2 separate regions of the Homo sapiens genome follow, and region 1 is linked to region 2. Evidence: chromatin contacts called from ENCODE Hi-C or POLR2A ChIA-PET data. All regions are on one chromosome and are shown on one strand. The core of a region is the stretch at or near the end of the contact, and the rest is flanking DNA. Distances in the headings are between cores, read along the strand shown.

Region 1 (4,845 bases), core at 1,564-4,063, 110 kb after region 2:
GTTTTCTGTCATTTAAATGAAAGGCCAAGTTAAATTTAACACTTTTCAAAACGTTAAATTAAAATAAGGATAGTGCTTTATATGTCTATATCGTATATCAAAAGTAAAGATTCAATGAAAACTTTAAGATCACTTACTAAACTTTCAAAGATGGGCAGACTTTCCATAAAGATTTCAACAGCAGAGACAGATGGGCTACATTCCAGAGAGGAAGGTCACAAGAGTGATGAATGAGACCTCTAATGTCTGCCATAGCTGTGAAAATCTTTATGGCTAACTAAAATTCCTAACGAATAACAACCTGTAAATATTATATGAGCTGTCAGACAGATAATGCTGAGCTCTGAGACCATTGCACATGGTGAACAGAATACCACACCATGGGATTTGTCAGTAGATTGCCAAGTCATTTAGAGTATCAGGCTCACATTTGATCTGGGAAGTCAAGAGTTCATACTAAAATTCTTGGCAAGGTGACTGAGTTGCAGAGATAAAACTATATCTAATATCCAGTGCTGATGGCTGCACAGTCACACAAAGTCTAATAGCCAAAGTTGGGCGGCATTACTCATGAAAAAAAAAAAGAAAAAAAAGCTGCTTCTAACCGACTTATAGAAAACTTCAAAAACATCACGGTGATTATTAGAAGAGTAAGAAAGCAATCAAGCTTCCTAAGGTCAGATATAGGAAGATAGATACCTACATAAATAGAGCCATGAATAATTTATGCTCAAGGAATTTTCGAGTAAATTCGAACATAATTGGCTGACTGCATTACCAGGGAACTTTCCTCCAGGTAATGGTGGTTACAGTCTTTGGGCCATCTGGGTTAAGTCAGGTTACTAACAAGTCAATGCAATATCGCCAGGTGCCTTTACTGTCTCTGCAGATGTACTTTTAAAAGACGACAGGCAGTCCACACCATTTGCTGAACGCTCTCTGTGTGAAAGGTATTGTATTAGGCACCAGGGAAATTTCAAGGAAAGTAAAATTTGAAACCTGAGACAGTAGGGAGCAACTCAGATATTAAAAACCAAATGATCATAGATGGGATGTACATCCATTAGAAAGCGAGAAGAGTGAGAAAGAACTAGCAATTAACGCAAAAAGAGTATAGGAGAGATTGAATTTGGGGCCCATTTTTCACTCAGTTGTGAAAGAACTAAACATGTATACCTTAGCCATGGCCTCATGGTGAGCGCAGTGTGCTTCCTAGCTCCTTGACCTTGGCTTGCTTGACCATGTGACTTGCTTTAGCAGATATGATGTGAACAGAGGCTTGTCACACTGGCAATCTGCCATGAGAACATGCCCCAGGTTGCTTCTGATCCTTTAGTCTGGGGCTCACAACCCAACACATTTAGAAACCATCTAAACTGAACTCACAGCCTAGAGGCGAACCCAGGCATGCTTCAGTATGAAGTAGAGCTTTCCAGTCAAGTTTTATCCAGATCACCCGAATTACAGTTGACCTGTAGACCCATAAGCATGAGAACAGAAGCTTTATATTCTTGTATAGTAGTTATATTGTGGCATTATTGTGGATACAGCTGACAGAGAGAGGAGTAGAGAGAGAAGGGGAGAGGGGAAACAGTATCATAAAGATTAAAGAATAAAAAATATCCTCCAGCCAAAGTCTCTCCCATTTGTTACTAGCCACTGCCTCTACTAACATGCAAAGATTAATGGGGATTATCATCCTCTTTGGTCTGTGCAGTTGAGACGTGTGGGTTGCTATTCACTGGTGTCTGGAACCCCTTTTCTAAGGCTGATAATCCATAATAGTTACAAGTATGAACTTGAATATGTTAGTAAATTGTTCTAGTCTCAGTTTTCTCTTCTGTGAAATGGAGACAATAACAGTCCTTATTTTAAAGGTTGGTGTGAGGATTAAACGGGTTAATCTATGCAAAATGCTTCCTCTGTGTTAAGAGCACAGAGCGCTCGATACTTTTTAAAAATTCCAACTCCTACGTTTATAATTATTTTCATCATTAATGTAGCTAGTTATCAGGATATTTATCTCATTCACGAACTTACTGCCAATGTGAGGAATCCCAGGGTAACCAGGAAAGTGACAGAGACTTTCCATGGTTCTAGAGTTAAACTGACTGTTAACCACCAAAGCATGGGACCAGGGAACTAGTTAAGGAAATAATCTTTCTTCCTCTTTTTCTAGCCATTTTCTGACTCTTTAAAAAATGTTACGCGGTTCTCAGAGTAATAAAACATGAACGGAGACAAATCTTCCTCTTGGCATTCTGATGCTGATGTTTACTATGAAAATCAACTGTGTTTTATCATTATATACTATATTAGTATTGCTTCAGAATTCAAAATAAATAGCTAAATATTTTTAGAAATAAATAAAACATTCTTGTTTAATTTCAATTGTTGGTTCTGATTTTTAAACTAAATTTTTACATAACCAAGCTTACTATTTTTTTTCCTATTTAAATTGGTGTGGGTGATTCATGTTAATGGAATTCTCTGACCTGAAGTTATGTGCTGTCTTGTTTAAGACATAAGCCTTGCTGCCCCCGCCTTTTTTTTTTTTTTTTTTTTTTTTTTGCCTGAAGATAACAAGGTTGTCATGAGCTTTTGTGTTGGGTTCCAGGAATAACTGAAGATGCAGTTCAAAACTGAATCTTCCTCTAATAGATGTATCTGCTCCAGATCTCCTGGACCAAGTCTTTTGAATTACTTTCTTTCCCTTGATAGCTGGTCTAGGTCGAATTCTATAACATGAACTCCTTCACTTTTCACCTCCTGAGAATAAATCCCTTCTGTCCCTAACTCACACCATAAATGAGCTCATTTCATTCCATTCCTCTTCGATTTTTTTTTTCCACAGACATTTCCTGCTCAGACTTTTTCTTTCCCTATCAAATTGCCCTCATGTTGACTAATCCTTCAATTATTCTCTCTCGTCTGCCTATTTCTATCTCATTAAAACATTAGTGCTCTCTAAAACCTATATTTATATTCATTATACATACGTAAGAAATCCCTTTTCTGAACAGAAGGGCGGTAAGGAGACTACACACGAAACTGGAAAGGGAGATATTCATCTTTTTTTTTTTTTTTGGATACAGAGTCTTGCTCCGTCACCCAGGCTGGAGCGCAATGGCGCGATCTCGGCTCACTGCAACCTCCGCCTCCTGGGTTCAAGCAATTCTCCTGCCTCAGCCTCCCAAGTAGCTGGGATTACAGGTGCCTGTCACCATGCCCAGCTAACTTTTGTATTTTTCAGTAGAGACGGGGTTTCACCATGTTGGTCAGGCTGGTCTTGAACTCCTGACCTCAGGTGATCCACCCACCTTGGCCTCCCAAAGTGCTGGGATCACAGGCGTGAGCCACCGCGCCCGGCCCGAGATATTCATCTTATCAGAATGGCTAAGTAGAAGGGAGAAACTGATTTTTCATCACTGAATGCATCTTGTGACTCTTGCTAGGTGAGATCAGGGACCAAGCAATTATAAACATTCTTTGCTAAGTTCCTATCAAAAGGAATACCCTCTACTTTGGATTTGCATGTAGCCTCAGGGACAATATGCGTTAATACTCAACTAGATAGAACATCTCCTTTCTCTCACTGTGGAATGGATTCCTCCCTTCCATTCTACTCCCATTGCACCCACTATTTACTACCACTGTAGGAGGTCATTTTTTATAGGTCTGTCTTTTGTGATTGGTATTTAAATGTCCCAAGGCAATAATTCTCTTTTTATCTTCATATTTCAGGTGACTCGTTTTTGTTAATAAATATAGGAATGAATGAATGAATACTACAGGCACAGTAAGTAACAATGCTACAGGCACCATGTCACTTCTTAGCTCAGAATTCTATGACTTCCCTTCTCACAAAGCATATATGCCAAAGGCTTTTAACGATAGCCAACCATAGTTGATAAGACCCTTCCTCGTCTGGCCCTTGGTCACTCACTGACCTCCTATCATTCACCATCTTTCTTCCTTGGCTTCAGTCATACTGGCTTCCTTGCTATTAATATTTCTCAAACCCTCTAAGCATGCTCCATCTTGGATCCTTTACTTTTACTGTTTCCTCCACCTGGAACACTTTGTCCCCCAATATCTGACTGGTGTACTTCCTCACATCTCTACTGAAATGTCACCATTCCTGACCACTCCACTAAAAGGGTCCCCTTCTCCCATCCTCTAGCCCCTTTAGCCTGCTTTATTCTTTGTTTTTAAATCAAACTTATCATGACCTGATTGTCCATCTTCTCTTGTTAAAATGTAAGCTCCACAATAAATAAACTTTGTTTTATTTACTGCCGTTTCCCCAGTTCCTAGATCAGAGTTTGATTTACATTGGTCATTCAACAGACATTTGTTGAGTAACAAAGTGAATCAATTCTTAACTGACTGAAGATAAAGTGAAGTTCATTAACTCTTTCTGGACATTAGACTAAGCACCAGGCTAAGTTCTTTCATTTTATTAGACTGGGAACAATCTTTTAAGTGCCCAGTTATTCATTCAATCAAGGCATATCCTGCATCTAATATGCAAGATGTTGTGTTAGATGCAAAATTATTTTTAATAAAAAAGTAATGCAGGCCCTATGCCCTTAAAGTGCTCACACTCCAACATATTTCCTTTCAAGATCTATGTTACTGACCATCTTACGTTCTAACTCTTGCCTGTCATGGGCATGTATGCTGCTGAGCTTAAGGTTTAAGGTAAGAGATTCATGTAATTTTATGCTGTCCCCAAAGTCCTTACCTATTAATGGAGATCATGAGGTTGGACACCTTAAATAATAATAATCACTACTTATCCTGAACAAAATAATCAACCTCATTATGAAAGCAAGAGTAAAT
Region 2 (4,421 bases), core at 1,297-3,796:
AGACCTGGCAGCCAGGGTTCACGGTCCTTCTCTTTTGCCCAGTTCTCGCTCCAATTCTGCATGATTTCAACATTGGCATGGGGGACTCATGCATCATTCTAGCCTCTCAGTTCCTTAACTTGCTATTTCACCTCCATGGAAATTCACATCCACTCTACCTCTGCCACCTACTCAAATGGCTATATCCTAGATCTAATCACCTGAAACTGTTCCACCTTCAAAATAATGTTCATCTATGATTCTCTCTGACCACAACTTCTTGACCTTCAGTTCCTTTACTACTTCTTCCCCTACCTCCCTGAAGAGTTAGCATTTTCATCCCTCTACCTCCTAATTACCAGTTTCCATATGCGTTCACAGCTTCTCCTACCCAACAGGGACTTGTCAGTATCATTTTAATCAATCTTTTGCCCAAATCCTCACTTCTCTTGCCCAGCTGTTCCCTCCCTACCCCAGGACAGAAGCATCTGGCTCCCAAGTGCTAAGCGTGCCTGGGGAAATACCACACCCCTGCAGATTGGAGCTACCGTGAAACACTCAGCCGCCTCTGGGTTCACACAGCTGGTTTTCAACTCCGCCCTCTCTCTTATTCTCCACAAAGATAAGCCCAACTTCATCATCTCCTGCTGTTAACTGCGTTGCAGGGACTCTCCACTCCATACAAAAAATGGAAGCCTTTATAGTAAGACATCCTTCACCTTGCTGCTACCTGGTTTCTTAGTTACCTGGACCTGCCCAGATCCTTCCCTCTACCCCACCCATTACAGTGGAAGAGAGGTATCTCTTCCCTCCCTTGGGCTCTGGATTACCTGCCCGTATTCTCTGAGAACACCCATTATTTATCATCTCCTCTTGGGCCAATAATTGTAATCTCACCCTGTCTTCTCATACTCATATAAATACATTCCCACGAATACTATATGTTTGGCCTGCATTTGATTGAAAAAAATCCACGTAAGTTGACCCAAGCAGTTCAAACCCATGTTGTTCAAGGATCAATGTATACACACACACACACACACACACACTTATATACACATATTGTGCCACATAATGACATTTCAGTCAACAATGGACTGCCTATATGACAGCGAGCCCATGAGATTACACTATTATATATTTTTACTGTATCTTTCTATGTTTAAATACGTTTCGATACACAATACTTACTATTGTGTTCCAACTGCCTACAGTATTCAGAACAGTCACGTGCTGTACAGGTGTATAGCCTAGGAGCAATAGGCTATCCCATACAGCCTAGGTGTGTACTAGGCTATACCATCTAAGTTTGTGTAGTACTCTCCTATATTGACATAACAACAAAGTTGCCTAACAACACATTTCTTAGAACATATCCCCATTGTTAAGCAACACGTGACTGTACATACATTTCCATTAACTCCTCAGCCCCCTCCAACTAGCTACCACCCCACTCTTCTCCCCTTCATAAGTAAATTTCTCCAAGAATCATTCATACCTTCTCTAATTCTCCACTTTTGGTTCACTTTTGAACTCACCACACCACTTCCACTGTGCCTCTAAAATCTCACCAAAGTTACTAGGGACCTTCCTGTTGCTAAGTCCAATGGGCATTTTCCGCAACTTTATGCTGACATCCCAGCAACATCTGACCCTGGTAACGGGTTCTTTCTTTCTTCCCATGGAGCATGTGGCATCATAACCTCTTGGAATTTTCCTTCTTTCCTCCTGGCCATTCCTTTGCAGTCCCTTCTGTAGGTTGCTTATCCTGTGTCCTAAATAACTTCCCTTCTCACGCTACACTTTCCTGGAGCTATCCAATCCTCTCCCCCGTTACAAGCAGCACCTACAGGCTCATGATCCCTAAACGTTGTTTGTATATTTCTCCTGAGCACCACAGCTCCGTGTCTAACCTTACCAGACAAGTCCCACATTCACCTGATATTCCAAGCCAAGCACCTAAGTGTCTTCCTTGACTCCCTTTCACCCACCACATCAAGCTTGTCCAACCTGTGGCCCAGGATGGCTTTGAATGAGGCCCAAATGAATTCGTAAACTTTCCTAAAACATTTTTTTTTTTTTTTGCGATTTTTTTTTTTTTTTTTTTTTTTTTAGCTCATCAGCTACCGTTAGCGTTAGTGTATTTTATGTGGGGTCCAAGACAATTCTTCTTCCACTGTGGCCCGGAGAAGCCAAAAGATTGGACATCCCTGCACCACATCAAATGAATCACTGAGGCCTGTCAAATCCACTTCCTAAATATTTCTAAATTCTCTCCACTTATCTCCCTTACTACTCTGCTAATTCAAGCCACCACATTGCTGGTTTAGATTACTGCAACAGGTTTTTCTCCTGTCACTCCCACATCGCACCAATCCATACTCTGTTCCACAGCAAGAATCATCTTTCTAAGCGACAATCTGATTATGTCACCCCCAGGCCAAATCCCCTGACCTCTAAATTCCTTAACTTGGGTTTTAAAAACCTTGCACAATCTGCTTCCTGCTTCTCTCTCCAGCCTATTATTTCACAATAGATCTTTCCCCTGGAATTCTGTGCTTTAGCCATACTGACATATTTTCAGTTCCTGAATGTGTCATGCTTTCTCTGGGCCCTTCAGCACATGCTCTTCTTTCTGACTAGAACGCTCTTCCTAGAGAGAGAGCTGCTTACTCTTCTAGAGTTACCTAGCTTAGACATCACCTCTTCAAACAAACATTCTTTGAATCTCATTCCACACAGTTAGCTGTTCACATAGTACCCCATTGTCCCACTGTTGCACAACTAAATATATGACATTGAAATGGTCTTGGAAATAGAGACAAGATCACTTTATTTTTTTAACCAACTGTAGACATTCTTAATACATTATACATATATTTGCTTATGTCTACAAATTTCATGAACATCCTGGTTATCCCTTGTTAGACTGTAAGTTCCATCAGAGCAGAAACTGTGCCTGTTGGGCCGGGCGCATTGGCTCACGCCTGTAATCCCAGCACTTTGGGAGGCTGAGGCGGGTGAATCACCTGAGGTCAGGAGTTCGAGACCAGCCTGACCAACATGGTGAAACCCCGTCTCTATTAAAAAATACAAAAATTAGGCCGGGCGTGGTGGCTCATGCCTGTAATCCCAGCACTTTGGGAGGCCGAGGAGGGCGGATCACAAGGTCAGGAGATCGAGACCATCCTGGCTAACACGGTGAAACCCCGCCTCTACTAAAATTACAAAAACAAAATTAGCCAGGCGTGGTGGTGGGTGCCTGTAGTCCCAGCTACTCCGGAGGCTGAGCCAGGAGAATGGCGTGAACCCGGGAGGTGGAGTCTGCAGTGAGCCTAGAACGCGCCACTGCACTCCAGCCAGGGTGACAGAGCGAGACTCTGTCTCAAAAAAAAACAAAACAAACAAACAAACAAACAAAAAACAAAAATTAGCCGGGCATGGTGGGGCATGCCTGTAATCCCAGCTACCTGGGAGGCTGACGCAGGAGAATCACTTGAACCTGGGAGGTGGAGGTTGCAGTGAGCCCATATTGCGCCACTCCACTGCACTCCAGCCTGGGCAACAGAGCAAGACTCCATCTCAAAAAAAAAAAAAAAAAAAAAAAAACAGAAAAAAAGAAAAAGAAACTGTGCCTGTTTCATGGGCATATCATCAATGCACACAGACCCTCAGACAATAGTAGAGTTATACATAAACTATTTGATGACATGATAGAGCTGTGTAACACTTCAGGATTTTTCCACAGATGTATGATAAAAAAGGAGGAAAGCAATTCTGTCATTTTTCCTCTACCACTTCATTCATCTGCACGTTAGCATTCAAGCTAATAAACCACACATGTCTATGAAGTTTGGTTTAGATCAGATAGTCATAGTCTTCTAATACTAAGTACATTTTGTAAAAAGAAAAAAAAACAAAGGTAGAACAAGGATTGTGCAAGTTTCACAAAGGTAATTATGGATGCCGATGCCAATGCCAGTAGTTGGAAAATAAAAATTCTCAATATCTTAATTCAACATCAGTAGCTGAGGAATGGTGACAGGAATGATTCTAAAAATAAAACAAAACATTCTAGGCAAACTCTAGGCCAAGGATACATTAAAGAATGAATTATACATTGCAACAGGAATTGTGACAGCTGTTTCTCCCCTCTCTAAGTAAAAATGTACCCAACCTACTTTTTATTCTAAGCAAAGACATAGTATCAAGATCTTCAAATACTGGCCAATACTTACAGCAAAGGGCCTTCTGCAGTCTTCGGAGTTTCATGGCAGTCCTATAAGCTGAGAATCTGACATTATTCAGGTCAGCTGAAAAGAGGGAAAACAAAGAGCATTTGTTATTCCATCAGAAATAACAGACAACCCACCCCCGACGCCCAGTGATTTGCCAATAACTACAACCACCACAAAAATAGCCTAGAAAACATATAGTGTGTA

What was found. Hi-C counts contacts between places; a loop is a spot of excess contacts on that map. ChIA-PET counts read pairs that join two places held with the same protein, here RNA polymerase II (POLR2A). Pooled maps may share reads with other maps.
Region 1: a map of endothelial cell of umbilical vein shows a loop between it and region 2 (3-fold over the local background). The contact joins two enhancer-like sites. A Hi-C loop is called at or near these places in 2 of 168 maps with a recorded cell type or tissue (ascending aorta and endothelial cell of umbilical vein), 4 of 37 single-sample maps with no recorded cell type and 7 of 50 pooled maps. POLR2A ChIA-PET finds 5 or more read pairs at or near these places in 3 of 52 experiments (BJ, Caco-2 and OCI-LY7).

The regions. Positions count from the first base shown.
Region 1 is chrX:31,330,863-31,335,707 of GRCh38, forward strand. The region is part of intron 61 of DMD (dystrophin); the gene reads right to left. Among named protein-coding and RNA genes, the nearest start is that of FTHL17, 260 kb to the left of the region's middle. Within about 2 kb of position 2,814, at least 3 of the 41 ENCODE cell types and tissues checked have a DNase peak (open chromatin) inside an H3K27ac peak, as active enhancers do; they include endothelial cell of umbilical vein, where a contact is called at or near this core.
Region 2 is chrX:31,218,830-31,223,250 of GRCh38, forward strand. It overlaps DMD (dystrophin), which reads right to left. Exons shown (of 79, transcript NM_004006.3): 64 at 4,218-4,292. Among named protein-coding and RNA genes, the nearest start is that of FTHL17, 150 kb to the left of the region's middle. Within about 2 kb of position 2,547, at least 4 of the 41 ENCODE cell types and tissues checked have a DNase peak (open chromatin) inside an H3K27ac peak, as active enhancers do; they include endothelial cell of umbilical vein, where a contact is called at or near this core.